2 separate regions of the Homo sapiens genome follow, and region 2 is linked to region 1. Evidence: chromatin loops called from intact Hi-C (ENCODE). Cell type or tissue: PC-9. All regions are shown on one strand. Links, peaks and the distances in the headings refer to the core of each region. The heading gives the core; the rest is flanking DNA.

Region 1 (8,505 bases), core at 1,422-6,421:
CCATCCCGAGTCTATTTGAGCCTCCAGATCTAGAGGCCAATGTGCAAGGAATACAGAGGGCAAAGGAAATGCTGAACTCAATTTGAGTTTGAATTAACAAAGCCAGACTGTGGGAGAGTACAGGTTAAGTAACCTGGATTTTCCAACACATAAATTGTAAGAGTAAGAGTAGATTGAAAGGCTCAAGAACAAAAAAAAGACATTTTGAAAATCAACTAAGCCATAGAGTGTACAGAAGTACACCAAAGTGAAAAAACTGGGAATGGACACACTAACTGTGAAATTCTTATCCTTGAAGTTCACATGAGCTCACTTTGGCCAGTGGAAGTATCTGCCAGTGGCTCCTGAGCCCTCCTGACATGAGCTTGTGACCACTTTCTTGCATTCTGATAAGACAAGATGCTCCAGGTTCAACTTGTAGAGATCCTGGTGTAGACCTAGAATCAGCCAGGTCTCCAAAGAGCCTGGGTGCCATTCGGTTGGCAATACTAGTTTAAAATCACAAGCGGGGTGCTAGTTTTCTAGTCCTTTACTGTGAAGAGGGCTAGGGCTTTTTAGAGATAAATACATCATGAGTTTATACTAGTACTTTCAATTCAAATTCAGGACTATAGGTTTTTTTATATAACCTCTTCTGTGTTATATTTTTATCTACTTTCTCCCATGCTGAGTACCTTATGAAGACCTATTTAGATGCTAATGAGCCTTGTCTGATAGAGACAGGAACAACAGTGTGGGGGTTAAATTCACAGGCTTTGGATTCAGAATGAACTGCATTCAAATACTCCACTTAATTTGGGCAAGTTACCAAAGTATTTTAAAGGATTCGGTGTTCTGATCCATAAACAATAATACTTCTATCATAGTGTTGTTATGAAAATTACAATTAACCTAGAAGATAAATACTTCCTTTAAGGGCGTCTTGAAGGATCATGCAGCTGGATCTAATGATTGCATTCAAATTATTGCTTGGACTGTATGGCTCTTCCCATTTTAAAATGTCCGTAGGAGGTTACCAATGATTTCCTAGCAAGCAGACAATCTTGGGTTAAGTTTGAACTTCTGATGTGAGAGAACATAATTTCAATTAGCTAACTCCTAATTTTTCTATTCTACTAACTTCAAAATTCCAGCTAAATTGTAACAAAATAAAATTGCGCACTTAAAATTTGTTAAAATGTTACATTTTATATTATGTATATTTATCACAATAAAAATATGTATGATAAATATTTAAGTGATTGGAAAGTAAATATCTTTAAAAAATGAAATAAATGATAAAATTTTCTTTTTAAAAAATTTAACTATTGGATGCAAAAGTTAGGGATCAGATCTGCATTAAATATTATAAATATAGCTATTGTTAAAACAAGATAAATAATCAGATTTAGGATAGTAATGTTTGGGTTATACATTAGAATTGCAATTATTCATCCTATAAGAAAGAAAATAGTGCAAATAAATTAAATTTTTAACATGCAAAGTATTGCCATTGGACCTCAGTCAACTTCTGTCTCCATCTTTTCCTTGCATGAAACATAGCTGATAGTATTTTCTGTTTTTTTGTTTTTCTGGTGGCCCTTCTCTAGATGGGGGATGTTAATGGGAAAGCCTGTTGAGGAAAAGCCAAAAGGTAGTTTATGTGCCTGCAGATAGGAAGAGTAACTGCTGCCCTATGTGCTCCCATTCCCAGGAGAGCAGTTGAGTATTTGGAGACACTCAGGACCATTCTCCTCTGCCCCACTGTCTCTGCGGGAACTCATACATTCCAGGGAGGAGAATAGTGGACTCACATTAACCCCAAGAAACTCTTCTGTGAAAGCGAAGCATATCTTCTTGATTTCCAGAAGGCAAGCACAAGCTTAGCCTTGGGAAAGAGTTCTGCAAGATGCTCCCTTTTTGAGGACTGGGAAATTCATGTGTGGGAGTAGCGGAGAGCAGGACACCAGGTGCTGCTTGATCAAGATGGCAGTAAACAGATCATCAGAAGTGAGATTTTATTTTTCCATTTTAAGGAGTTTCATGTATGTTATCTTTCAATAGCTCTCAATTCCGGGATGCTCTGCTGCTCAGGGAGCACATCAGATTTTTGGTTATTTCAGTGACTGGAGAGAAATTCCTGGCATATACTGAGCAAGATGCTTGCTAATAAGGCTTCAGCATAGAAAAATAGTCCTGCCATAGAAAGACTACTGCTGCCCGAAATGTTTCCCTCGACAAACTCTGATAGATGAACAAAATTTAATTTCTTTTAGTTGCTTGACATAAACCTTGATCTTTTAATGGTCTTTCCTGCTGTCAATTTTTTTGAAATAACAGAAGACTGAGAGCATTTATAGAAATATTTAGTTTTATGCAGGTCAGAAGCACTGTGCTATGCCAGGAATCAGTGAAAAAAGAGAGAAGTACAAAGCCTGGTGCTTTTGCTGTCAAACACAGGTCCTCAGCTGAAGCATGAAATTATCAAAATTGTTTTTTTCCTCTTTCATCTTCATTTATTTACATCTTCAGAGAATAGAGACAGTTTCTGAAATTTTCTTGTGAATACCAAAATTTTATGTTAATAAATAAATAATACGCAAATAAATAATATCCACAGTAACCATGCATACGGCAAATTGATTAGTAACTGTTTTCACATTGAAACCAGCTATAATGAAAGAACTGATTATCATTAAGTATTCAATTGCTTTTAGTATTTGAGATATCGGATGTTAGAACTAAGCTTAGAAGTCTAGTTTGGTAAAGATGAATCATTTTTTATTTATTCTTTCACTTGCTGTTTTCCCTGTTTATAACAATTTATTTTCCTATTCTTCTTAATGTTCTTGTATGTCTATGATCGCTTGTTAGTGTGCTGTAAATTTTTAAGAGTGTAAAGAATATAATCTCATATTCTAAGGAAATGAGGAATTGTGTAAAATTGGTTTTAAAAACTCATTGACCTTTCAAATTACTTTTGAGCTCAGAAGTAGAATTGGCTATAAGCGTACACTCCTTTTGGTCCATTACTGAACCACAGTGATGACTTGTGCAATAGAATTTTAGTTCCGGGATGACCGTTTGAAATGATTTTACCCATCTCCCTCATCGCATGTGTGATATCATTCGTTCTGCATGGAAAGTTGTGTCTAATCAAACTATTGGATTTCTACTTTCCTGATTGGTAACTCCAGGGAAGAGATTTCCCATGGAGCTGGGTGGAGGTGAGGATGGGGGGATGTTTTCAGGATGAAACTGTTCCACAGATCATCAAGCATTAGATGATTCTTAAAAGGAGCACGCAACCTAGATCCCCCGCGTGTGCAGTTCACAGTAGGGCTCCGCTGCCATGAGAATGGAATGCCTCTGCTGTTCTGACAGGAGGCGGAGCTGGGCGGTAATGCTGGCTAGGCTGGGCTGCTCACCTCCTGCTGTGCGGCCCGGTTCCTAACAGGCCACAGACAGGCCCGGGGTGGGGGAGGGGGATCCCTGCTTTAGTTGAAAGGAGGTGAGTCCTTATATAAATAGAAACTAACAAGAGGAATCTTCAGAAAGTGGGAAAGCCAGTGAAGCTCGACAAATGACCTCGGGGAAAACGTCAGCATTCCTCAAAACCCCTCCCAGCACAGTAGTGCACTCCCAGCTCCCTGAGGGCCTGGCTCTAAGTCTGAGGAAACACACTCTCTCTCGAACTTGAACTTGCCAGAGAGAACTCAGGCACTGACTGTGACGACGCGGGTGGGGAGAGACTGTGCACCTACACGTGTCACTTCACAAAGGCCTCCAGGTAACAAGCACAAACCTGAGTCCCAGGAGGAAGAAGAACGGCCCCTGGGTTTTTTCGTTTGTATATTTGTTGTTGTTGTTTGCTAAAGAGCATATGATTTGTGAATTGGCAGTAAGAGAGACGGAGGATTTCTTTTCGGAGTTCCACCCTGAATACAGTCCTCTCAAAGGATGACTTAGACTGCTGCTGTGAGAGCTTGAATTTAATCACAGCCTCTGTCATCCTACTCCACCTTCAGGATGAGACCAGGTCCTTCTGAGCACATGCAGTGCCGTGCATGTGTGTGCGTATGTGTGTCTCAGTCATACAGGCCTAAGTCAAGGGATAACGTTACTCCTAATCTGCTTGTACACCTCCGCCCGCCTCCTGACCAGCGTGGTCTGTTTTGCTAGTCTAAATATCCACAGAGAAAACTGGTTCATGAGGAAGAATATCTGTTTAAGGCAAACCCCTCTCCACCCCCATATCAACCCACTCAGCTTCTCCGCTTTATGGATAAAAACTTAAAATGGAGGCTTTCTGTTAACTGCTTTCAGTCTTAAGGCAGAAACAACTCCATTTCATACATTTGGAACTTGGCACTAGCATCAAAACTGGGTCAGGGAATTTAAGCCTAAATCAAGGACCCAGCTCGGAAGCTTAATTTTAATAAATCCAGATTATGGGAATAAATATCAATGTGTATTCACTCAAAGATGAGTGTCTCTTTATAATTAAAAAATATCAGATTGTCACAATACATAGTGTTGTTTGATTTGCTATAGGTATGTTTGTATTTAGGAAAATTATAAAGTCATGGACAAAAAGAATCCCAGCCAATCTGCGATATTTATTACATCTCAGGGGAATGGGGAGTGTTCACCTAGTTTTTAATTTTGAGAAGATTTCTCAAATGCTGTTATTGATGCATCAGATCTTTGCCTAATGCAGGTATTACGTGACCTGATTGCATTACTACTAGTATTATATTAATTTGGGGAAGAGAAAATAGACATCAGATTTTTGTCTAATCATCACCTATGAGAAACTTTAATACCATGAGTACACTGTATATCTGCTTATGTAGTGTACATGTCTGTGCTTCATACGAAAAGAAAAAGACTAAGTACAAACCTTACTAATTTTATTCATTGCCAGGTTAAGAATGACTAAATAAAATGCTTAAGTTAAAACTTAAAATTAAAAGCTATAACATTTAACTTTCTCTTTTTAGCCTAATAACTATTAATGTAATTTATTGCTTTATACAAACTGCAATGGATCACATTGTTTATAAATATATAATAATAGCAATGTAATATACATTTTAAACATCATTCATAACTGCTTTTTCCCATCAAAGGTGAATAATTGAAAAATTAATTTCTTCAAAAATTTAGTGAAGTTAACTTTTGCTTGATAAGAAAAGATACTTTTTAACTATAATTCATCACTGCTTTTTTTTTAGCACTTGACATAGTCAACAATGAGTTGAATAACATTTTTATAATTAAATGATAAAATACAAACAATTACATTTAATTCCCAAAGCCTAAGTCACACATAAAATCACTGAGATCATGTGAGAAGCAATGCTTACAAGGTGACCAGGGCAGCCAACAGCACAGGCCAGCTCTCCCCATGTGACTTTGAAATGGAGCAAGGGATGGAGAAGAAGCCCCCTACTCATGGCCATTTGCCACATTTTTGTAACATGACCTTGGATACGTTTTGGGTCTCTGCCAGGAACTCAGTGTCCATGCTGCTTTTGTGATATCTAAGAAAACTCAATAGGAGAAATTAAATACTAGAGAATAAGGTTGGTTCTCCTGCCTTAGTCTCCTGAGTAGCTGGGATTACAGGTGCCCACAACCACGCCCAGCTAATTTTTGTATTTTTAGTAGAGACGGGGTTTCACTAAGTTGGTCAGGCTGGTCTCCAACTCCTGATCTCAAGTGATCCACCTGCCTCGGCCTCCCAAAGTGCTGGGATTACAGGTGTGAGCCACCACACCCTGCCAGAGAAAATAAGGTTTTGTTGGGTAAGGTTGAGCTTTGGAGAGCCACAAATAAATATCATATCTAATAATTTTTTTGCTTCCGGAATTTTTACCTCCTAAGGAGTGATATTGCCTCTATTGAAAATGCATGCTGTAGTTATATTTATGTTATAAAACTGGAGTATTTTGATTTCCTTCTTTTATTTATCACATAATTATATTACCACTATTCTTAGATCAAAAGGAAGATTACTTGAATCTTCTATACTTTTCTACCTCAAAAAATGAAGCAAACAAACAAATTAGATCTGTTTACTTAAAAAATACTGTTTGGGACCTTGAATTCTGTCTTTTTCTGAATTACAGTCTATTGATTTAAAGCACAAATCTTCACCTTTACTTTGGAGTTGCCAACTACTCCCTAAGAATTCTGGAGCATCTCATCAAACCATTCCATTTCCTGAACTATTAAACTCCAGTGCCTCTCCTAGAATACAAACCCTCAGTTTTCCAACCTTAAGCTCACTTATTCTCCCTGTCCTTTTGTTCAGAAGGCCCTGGGCAGCCACATTTCCTTCCTGCCCTGATCCCATTAGTTTAACACTGGACCTGACTGTTCCCAGAATCCTTAACTCCCTCAGCACCTTATTTCTGTACTGTGCTCAATTCTACGAATCCTGATTTCATACCAGCGCTATCATCTGTTGCTTCATGGCAGTTAATCCCGAGAGAAAATTCTACAACTCTACTAAAAATTTACGTTTCTAGACTTGGTTGGGGCCTCAAACTACTAGTCCATCTCTTTACTTGTCCATGATTCTAAAGCTTTTTTACTCTAAAACCATCCTATTATAAATGGACACATGTATAAATGTATTAGATTCTCACTACAATTGTTGAGACAGATACCATTTTAATTGCTTTTTACAATTTTTATACGGAAGCTGGAGCACAGAAGGTGTGATTTACCCAAGGTCAAACAGCAAGTGACTGCCTAATGAGACTGGACTCCAGGCAGTCTAATCCCAGAGTCTATGCACTTAACTACATTGCCTGTCTAGCTACTGTTTGCCCAACTTTTAAGTAAATAGATCAACATATGCAACAATTTATTCCTTACAGGATTTATAGTCATCTGCTGCTTGAAAATTCAGGCAATGGAAAACTTATAAGGGGAACGAGGACTTTTGAGTTATGCTGGTTTAGATTCCTACCTTTTTTATCTCTCTTCCTTAAAAAGCTATTATTGGCTTTTAAAATCTTGTATTTTCGTGGAACCAAGATTCTGTAAAGGAATTTTGGAAAATAAAAGCACAAAAGTCTTTGCATGGAAATTTAGCCTAGACATTCCATCTGGGTGAGGTGGCATATATTCTCTGACATATTCATTTCCAATTATGAGATGAAAATAGGGAAAAGGGGATCTGGTCAGGCAATGGCTTCCTTATTGGAATAGAGGGAGACCCTTTCTTCCCCTGTTTCCTTAGCAATCGTTGGTTTCTGATATTGAGAGGATTTCATCTCCACTGGCATAAAGCATGGTTGAGGTTTTGTTTTTCAGATAATGAATTGCAGCCTTCTAGCCTTCCAAGAGACTTACTATTACCTTGACAAATTGCCCCATATGCTGCGTAACATAAAGAAAGCATGTTTGGCTGAACTGTGAATAGATTTTTTTCACCGTTATTCAGAAAGAGCATATTGAGCAGACAGAAGTAGCTAGTGGTGAAGTCTCCTTAATTGTCCACTGATACCATATGGGAAGTCTAGGACCTATACAGTGTGTGGGTCAAAAAAGAGCATCACACAGGGACACTGTGACAGGACAGGAGATTGGAGTTGGATCTGTAATCCAACTGTCTTCAAATGGTATAACAAAAACTCTCCCAGGTATGAAACAGGCATTAGGGACTGCGCAGGTGAAAGACTTCCCTGCAAAATGTGGAGAGTTTGACTGAAATGGTCAGTGATTCAAAGAAATCCATATGCAACTGGATTGGTAGATATTCTTCTACTTTACAACCTTTATTCCTCCCTCCAGAGAAGTCCCTAAGTCTGCTGTATGCACATTTTATTCATATATACATTAAACATATATAACTATATACATCTATGTGCAAGTAGATGTATATACACACATGATGTAAACATGCATACATTGTCTCAGCTGGATTGAAAGGCAGGAAAAAGAGAGGTCATTATAATAAAACAGGCCAAGGGTAAAAATCGAATATAATTTTTCTACACCTGTGAAAACAAAGTATTGCAGAATTCTATTTTCTAATAGTCTTAGTTCTCTTCTGAGAAGAATCCAGGAACCCAGGCTGGTTTTCCCATGTGAAGAGCTCACCTTTGGCTTCGGGCTGGTGTCCCGCTCTCAGATTCAGAACTTGGCTTGGACCAGGATGATGAGAACAGCGGCATTTTGCAGAGAATGCTTTGTCATAATTAAACAAAAGAGACCAAGATATGATGTCAGAATAGCAAGCGACATCTTAGGAGATGCAGAATCTTCTCAGCAGGCTGGCTGGTATAGCTGCAGGGTGACCCCAGTCCTCCATCTGCACAGATGTCGGGGGCTGCCCGCGGAACATGGGCTCAGAGTGGGAGTAGTTAGTTGCACAGGCCCAGTGTCCAAGGGCCTCAGGCCGAGGGGACAGCTGCAGCCACTGCATTCCAGGCTGGCTTTCCTTGCCACTGCTGCTCGGGGAGTGGGGTCTAACCAAGTGATGGAGCTGTTTGCTGCTGTCTCTCACTT
Region 2 (8,505 bases), core at 1,166-6,165, 110 kb before region 1:
AGTTTGAACATAATGTGTCTGAAATGGAAGTATTTCAAATTTGCTGAGCTGAATTCCTTGTGTGTCTTTTAGCCAAGTGCTCACTATTGCTCATTTCTTAACCTATGCATTGTCTTGACCAAGCTTTAGTAAGGCTTTTTTCTTTCCTACAGGCCCAGGAACTCTTCTTGCACTCAAGCCTGAGCAAGCACAAAAAAGTGTGGTGTGACACCCCCGCCCCATTAGTTTCTCTTGGGAATCAGCTGACTACAGTGAGACTCTTCTCCTGTCAGACTCAACTTTCCCTGCAAAGATGCTGCTTATCTCTACCCACATACTCCTTTACCTATGAAAGAAGAATTTTTTCCCCACAGGATTTTGAGATATCACAGATTTTTGAGCTTGGAGTGTTCTTCCTATTGAACTAGTCTTACTTTCTAATTAAAGCCTCTCCTTTTGTAAGTCCAGCTTGCTTTTATTTGACACTTTTGACAAATTTTTTGGGGGGGAGTTCAGTTACTAGTTCTTCAAATTTTAATTTTCTACATTGCATTCTTTCTCCTCTGCTGTTGCACTCCTTCTCCTCTCCTTTGCCCTGGCTTGTTTCTTACATTTAAGTCTTATTTTTAGGTTTCTGACAGCCTCAAGAGAAGCAAGGGGAATGTGAATCTCATTGTCTAAAAATATTTTGACAGTTCTATCAAAATACTTTGCATCAAAAACATTGCAAAATTAAAGGTTATACAGCCTTATATATTTTTTCAATCTTATATAGCTACATAGATAGATGGGAGAACTTGGAGGCAACACAGCTTGACATGAATGTTAAATCTCTTGGTATTTCCACATAGATATCTAAGAATCTGTTTAGCTCTCTCTTTAAATCTTTTCTCTTTCTTTTGCACAATTGGTTAATTTCTATCTTCACATGTATTGACTCTTTCCTCTGCCATCTTCATCTGCTGCTGTTGAGCCTGTCCAGTAAATTTTTAATTTTGATATTATTTTTCAACTTTAAAATTTTCATTTTTTTATTATATTTTCTATTTTTTCCTGTTATTTTCTAACTTTCTATTCATTTCAATAGTATTTGCCTTTACACCTTGAAGCATATTTATAACAGTTGTTTTGAAGTTCGGTTTTCAAGTGTTTGCAGTGTTCTTGGGATAAGTCCTGCTCTTGGACCACCGGCTAGTTGACAGTCTGGAGCAGCATTGTACCTTGTAGCTCAGTTCTCAAACTCAGGGGTGAGACCATATTTTATATGTGGTATTATGGGATCACTCTCTCAATCTCCCTTCTCTCTGTGACCTATCTGACAGTTTCCTGTTTCCGGGAACCTTCTTTCCCTGTTTTCTCACCAGAAGTTTTGGGTTTTATTTTTCTCATTCTTCCATACAATTGCTGTGACTGTCTGTACTCTGGGTCAAGCAATTAGAGGACCAAGAGAGAAAAATGAACAACAGGGCCTTGTCCCATATTCTTGAGATCTTAAGTCTCCAGTTGCAGGAAAAATTTATCCTCCCTTAAAGTTTTAGGGACATGCCTGGCTACCCTTGCTGTTGTCATGCTGCTACAGCAGCTATGGTATTGCCTGAGAGTAGGGTTGGGAGGCAGAAGAGAAAGGAACAAAGGCAAAAAAACCCTGAAGGATTTTTTCACTCTCTGACCATTAGGTGTCCCCTCTCCCACTCCTTAGACAATAAAGAGAGGGCTTATCATGGAGCTCATCTGCCCACATCCAATCCATACTATTGGCATTCTGTCTGTCTCTGAGTCCAGATCATGTTATCTTGGAAGAAAAGAAAATGATAAAAAATACCCCTCGGTTTGGTGATGTTTTTAACCTCGCTTTCCTTCCTCAATTAACCTGTGACCATTTATTTTTCAGAGTTTTCAAATAGCTGTCCTATGCATTCTGTCTAGGATGGAAGTTATACATCCTGGACAGAATGCATAGGACAGCTGTCTGAAAACTCTACATGAGAGAAACAGGGTAGATTGTGATTTTTCCATGTTTCCTGGAATTGCCACCAGACTTCGTTATTTGTAAAGCATTTGTTCAAGTCTTTTGAGTATTTTTTTCTATCAGATAATATTTCTCACTCAGTTTTTCCTTTTCACTTAAAATTAGCTCCAAAATTAGGTGAGTCACTTTAACTTCTAAGGGTGCTTTTGAATCCCATATTTCTCAAACAGAGTCAGATTAACATCGGCAGGATTTTTTCCTTCTACTCTGGATTCTTTTCCACTTTTAAATAAATTATTTTCAACACATATCTTATTTTCAAAAAATAAAAATTAGATATTCTCTAACACTAAACAGAAAAATGAGTCCCCTAGAGGGAGACTTGAGATAATAGCACCAGGAGACCAATACTGGCTTGTTTGCTGTACTTAAGCCTTACTTGTAGGTTTCTGACAGCCTCAAGGAGGCAATGGGAATGTGAATCTCATTGACTAGAGATATTTCTACCATGTTAGTCAGGCTGGTCTTGAACTCATGACCTCATGATCCACCTGCCTCAGTCTCCTAAAGTGCTGGGATTACAGGCATGTAATATCTGAATATTTGTCATCAAAACATTGTGAAATTAAAATTTGTACACCCTTGTACATTTTTCCAATCTTACACAATTACATACATAGATGGAAAAACCTGTAGACAATACAGCTTGAAAAAAATCATTTAAAATAGATCTGACCTTCAATAGGAAGGCAGTGTATATTGTAATGCCCTTTAATGTTATTGAGAAGTGAAGTGGATTATTATTTACTTCTCTAATATTTGTTTCTGAGTTTGTTATTCTTAGCAAGTGTTAGACATATTAACAAATGGACATATTTCTTATTCAATATCTTCTCCAGTGGATTCAATAATATCTTTTCTGTATTATTGCTCCAGGGAAACTCTAAAAATTGCAGTGGCTTCTCTTCTTATTTGAAGGATATTAGAATCTTATAAGCATCATTTTTTTTGTGTGTAGTACTCATCATAAACTTCCTTGATTTGGAATTACATGTGTGATCAAGTCCATTAATTGTGGTGATACCTCAAGATATTAAATACATAGTGAGGGGTATTATTTTTAGTTATCAGTATTCTTATGTCTAAATACGTACAGTTTTTATAGCAGTACATATCATATAATTACACTTTATTGGTTATGATGTCAATACTCTCTTATTTACTTTAGAGTATTTTAATTCAGGCCAAAATTGCAGATCTTTTCCTTCCTAATCTGCTTAAAGTGGACATAGCAATTACGATGTATGATAGAATTCTCCACCTGGCAACTGTCGTTGCCATGGTGATGACCGTGTGGGCAAGAAGCACGGTGACTCACTGCGTTTTCTCTGCTTGACTTCATCATCTCCAAAGGGGAAGAATGTGCATCTGGTCGAGGATTGCCTTTTAGGCCCTTTTGTTATCTTTTGAGCTGTCAGTTAGGAGGGGAAAATGGACAGTGTGGAGTTGCCTTATTAAAAACGGTTTCTCCCCATAAAAGGATGGGTAATCTGTTTTGCTAAAACACAATCTGCAACAAAACAAAAAATCTGATTTTAATATTATGGAGACAACATGATAATTGTGGTACAGCTACTGATGCATGATTAATACTATGTTTTTGATGATAAAATAAAAACAAATGTGTGTGATTTATGTTCTGTGCCATGTTTTGGCCACTACAGCAATTGCAAAAAGAAAGAAAATACATTATTGATAAATTTCAAGTGTACTTTGATTCCCTAGCTATGTTTGAAATATATGTTTTTTTAAAATATCCTTATCAGCTCAGAGAAGATGTGCATTTAATTTAAAGTTAGGATTTAGGGCAGAAGGATGGTTACTAGGAGCTGGGAAGGGCAGTGGGATGGTTAATGAGTACAAAAAAATAGTTCTAATGAATAAGACCTAGTATTTGATAGCACAACATGGTGACTGTAGTTAATGATAATTTAATTGTACATTTTAAAATAACTAAAAGTATAATTGGATTTTTTGTAACACAAACGATAGATACTTGAGGGGATGGGTACCCATTCTCTCTGTTGTGATTATTACACATTGCATGTCTGTATCAAAACAATTCATGTGCCCCATAAATATATATACCTAGTATGTATCCACAAAAATCAAAACACAAAATTAAAAAAAAAATAGAGGATTTAATGGCTGCATCCTCCACCTAACAGCTCTGAGACCTTCAAAATGTTATTCAACTTCTTCTGGCTTGGTTCTCTCATACGTAAAAAAGAAAGAGTAGATTGGAATGTGGGCTTTATGTGAAAATATGTTAGTATACTTAAATTAGTTTCTGAAATAATATTCATAAAGTGAATATTTGTCATTTTCACTGTTATTAAGTACCATAGTTCCTTGAGGATTAGAATGCCTACATTTCTCCGGGTTCCCTGAGGAGCGATTTCCACTAAATATGAAATCTCCTGACCCATGTCTTAACTCTCCCCTTGACATTGGATTGAGATACAGACGGAGAAGACAGCTGTTGTTCCCAGTTTCTCACTTAGATGGAGCTTATCCGCCAACAACACTGAGTTGGGGGCATTCTCCTCTAATGGTGGGAGGAAGAAACATGGTAGGTGTGTCTCTCCTATTGCCTGGAGCTTTCTCCTGAGAGACAGTTCCAAGATCCACCTTGGAGAGAATACTAGCCAGCCCATTGATCTTAAGCTGAGGTGCCCTGCTACCCAGATTAATCAGTAATATGGAGGTCATTTGGCTTTGCTCTTTTAGTTTTTATGAAAGGCAGTGCTCAGGTGGAAAGATAAGTATTTATTGGACGCTTTCAAAAACCTACCCTTGTTAAAAGCTTAATTGACTATTGAATACATATGCAAATTTATCAGGACAGGCTATAGAAATTCAGAGTTTGCTATACAAAATTATACAGAAGATTTTTTTTGTAATGAAATTATGCTATTTTATTTTATGGAGGTATTTTAGAATTTTAGGCATTGAATTTTATTTTTCCATTTATAATATAGTTCAAGACAGTCAAGGACTCTCTGAATCATACCAGTTTATTTAGTGATTGAGTTATATCTTAATGGCCCCAGGGAATTTATCTCATGTTGTAATAAGAGAGGATAAAGCATTTAGGTCGGTTACTGGGTATGTGCATCAAAGAAGAGAGATGCAATTGCAAGAACACGGTGTTTAAACTGCCATAGACTGTCTGGGAAATTTAGAAAGGCTCTTATATAAAGCTTATAAGGTGAATTGAATCCAGTGATGCTAACTTCTATGGATTCTAGAAAAAGAGAATTTATCAAGGATTGATCATGCTTAAAAAGGAAAATGAATGCTCGATATATTTTTTTATCCGCTATGCTTTCTTCATTAAGCTGATGATATAGAGTAATTTCATATCCTCCTAAAATGACCACAAGTGTTCAGTGTTCTTAATTTCTTTTTTTCTTAATCTCTTTGGTAGGCACCAGTCTAATATGTTTGATATTTATCATTGAACTGCATACACTTTATACAATATATTACTTTGATAACATACACATTTAAAATTTTTTTCTAGTTGGTAACTTTTTACTATTTTTTGTTTGAAATATATTTGTTATTAAATGTACATTTAGTTGAAGAGGTCTCAAACTATTTGATGTCTTAAAAATTTTAATATTCTCTTAAAAATTATTGAGGATTCCAAAGAGCTGCTTTTCTTCTACTGTTGTATTACATCTATCCATAGTTATCACATTCTCAATTAAAATTGAGAACTTAAAAAACTATTAATTTATTTGAAATGACAATAATAAACCCACAACACATTAACACATATGTTTAATAATGTATAATATATATATTTAAAGATATTTTCTGAAAAACTTAGAAGAGTGGCATTCTTTTTCATTTTTGCAAATCTCTTTAATGTTGGGCTTAATGAAAGACACCTGGATTCTCACGTCTATTTCTGCATTCAATTTGTTGCAATATGTTGCCTTATTTGAAGAATATGGAGATATTCTGGCCTCAATTAGCTATATAACTGGACAAAAGATGAGTATTCTAATAGCCTTGTCAGCTGATTGTGAATAATCTAACAAAGCTTGACAGTAGTAGTTTCTTAAAGGTTAATTGCAATATGGAATCTGAAACCATGTCAGTCAACCTTTTATACTTATTTATATCAAAATCCATTGGTCCATCTTGGGCTTTGAATGGATCATTTGCCCAAGGGTGATATTGTAACATCATACATTGGTCACTTAACTAAACACTGATTCACTGACTAATGCAGATCTTCCAAATGATGACACATTTAGTTCTATAATATCACAAATTATATCCATTGATATCTCACTACAAAGCTCATCAGAAATGACTTTAAGTTTGGGGAAGCTGTCAAGCTCACAATGACAGATATAAGTATTCAAAAATTCTAATGTTCATTTTAAAGCTCAAATCTCATCATTGGCAACAAATGTCAGTTATTTTCCCTGAATTGACAGGCTTACTTTGTTAATTTTTGAGAACATGTCTGCAAAAATCTAAGCCTGAATAACCATAACTTGTCTTTCAGTTGTTCTATCAAGTATACAAATAGCATTCCAAGAAAAATGTGACTATGTCTTTCACCTCACAACTCAAATAACTCTGCAAGTGATTTCCTGGAGACAACTCTCATGCCACAGTGCACAGCAGACCAGTTCTATGAGCACTTCCCATTTCGTCAGACACAACAGACACAATATTAAAGAGATGTGTACCTATAGGTCAAGATTGTATAAAATTATCACCCAAGATTGTATAAAATTATCATCTTTTCCTTTTATTAAGGCCATTCTTTTTTTCTTTTTTTTTTTTTGGAAATGGAGTCTCGCCCTGTTGCCCAGGCTGGAGTGCAATGGTGCAATTTTGGCTCACTGCAACCTCCACCTCCTGGGTTCAAGCGATTTTCCTGCATCAGTCTCCCAAGTATGTGGGACTACAGGTGCACACCACCACGCCTGGCTAATTTTTTGTATTTTAGTAGAGACGGGGTTTCACCGTGTTGTCCAGGCTGGTCTTGAACTCCTGAGCTCAGGCAATCCGCCCACCTTGGCCTCCCAAAGTGCTAGGATTACAGGTGTGAGCCACTGTGCCCGGCCCATTAAGGTCATTCTTAAGCAACACTGGCACTTATTTCAATGTGAGTACATGGTAGTGGTGAATGTAATCACCACTCATACAGTTTGGTGCCACTGCTTGATTTAGTAAATCAAGTAAAGTAAAACTTGATTTAGCATTTTTACCTCACACTGCATCACACCACTGTTGCAGATATCCGTGCAGTGAGAAGAGCACCTAATACCATCACATTATTATGAAAATAGTTTCGACACCATGAACTTTTGGAAGGGGTCTCTGGAAATCCCTAGGTCTTCACTGAGAACTGGTGATTTATCCCACCTACTTAATATTATTAATACTTTGACTACATAGTTAAACCTATCCACTTCAGTAAAGGTGATGTTATTAGATGAAGTCAAGAGATCTTAGCATATCATCATAGTTCTGGGGTGCATAGTAAAAATTAGATTATTTTACAATAAATAAAATAAGTAAATGTTACTTCCAATAAACAGATACACAGATGAGCCATATGAAATAACAATGAACCGTTTATATCAAAAAAGTAGGATGTCTTAGGATGACTAGAATAAAAGACCAAAATTCATGTTACGTGACACAGAATAACAATGAATATGACCAGAAAGGACTCCCACCCTACATTTGCTTACTATTGTATTATTAGTATGTTCAAGGTAAAGATCTTTAATATCCAATTTGACAAATTATATTTTCAAAACCTCTGTGCCATCAGTCTTCACATTATTATTGAAAGGCTTTCCATTAAATGTATGGCTTATGATTGCAACGATAGCTTTAAGTCTCTCAGGCAGAATCAAAGAATTTGGGCTGACTGTCATTTTTTTTTTTTTTAACCAATGGCCTTATCTAGTTATCCTGGTGTCATAAAATTACTTGAGCAGCTCATCCTCTTTCTCTTTCCTGGAACAACCTGTACATGAGAGGAATTACCTATTTCTTTGAAGCCTGACAGAACTCATCTGTGAGCTTCCAGGACCTGGGCCTTGGAATATCTTTAATGAATCTCAATTTCTTTAAATACTATTGGCCTATATTAGTTCTACTAAATTTCATTCTGTGACTATTTTGTCTTTTTACATTTTCCCAGAAAGTTGTCAATTTCTTCGAGGTTTAATGGATACTTATTCACAACATTAAAGCAATTATATATCTGTTATCTCCTCTTTCATTTTATAGTATGTTTGTTTGTTTCCAATATGTTTGTTTGAATTTTTAACATCAATTAAAGATAATGTACTCTCTTTTCAATTGATCAGTGTTGTTAGGGCTTTGCATTGTTGATATTTTCAAAGAAACAATTTCAGTTTCCAGTAATATTTTTATTATATGGTTCTTTAATCCATTGATTTCTTCTTTTTCTATATTTTCTCATTTTATGGCATTTATGTGGGTTTTTT

The links. A loop is a pair of places that touch in the nucleus more often than their neighbours do. Peaks named below come from ENCODE experiments on the same cell type or tissue, not always from the same donor. Only the 100,000 strongest peaks of a DNase experiment are listed, where the experiment ranks them.
Region 2: a loop joins it to region 1, with 9 times the contacts of the local background. A loop is called at or near these places in 1 of 110 quality-filtered maps.

The regions. Positions count from the first base shown.
Region 1 is chr9:90,428,695-90,437,199 of GRCh38, reverse strand. It overlaps LINC01508 (long intergenic non-protein coding RNA 1508), which reads left to right and starts at 3,711. Exons shown (of 3, transcript NR_109795.1): 1 at 3,711-3,769. In PC-9, for the core only: no CTCF peak of the experiment used is centred there; a DNase peak (open chromatin) is centred at 3,559; H3K4me3 peaks cover 2,051 bases; H3K27ac peaks cover 2,187 bases.
Region 2 is chr9:90,541,252-90,549,756 of GRCh38, reverse strand. All of the region lies in intron 1 of LINC01501 (long intergenic non-protein coding RNA 1501), which reads left to right. Among named protein-coding and RNA genes, the nearest start is that of LINC01501, 37 kb to the left of the region's middle. In PC-9, for the core only: CTCF peaks have their summits at 1,418 and 1,631; a DNase peak (open chromatin) is centred at 3,316.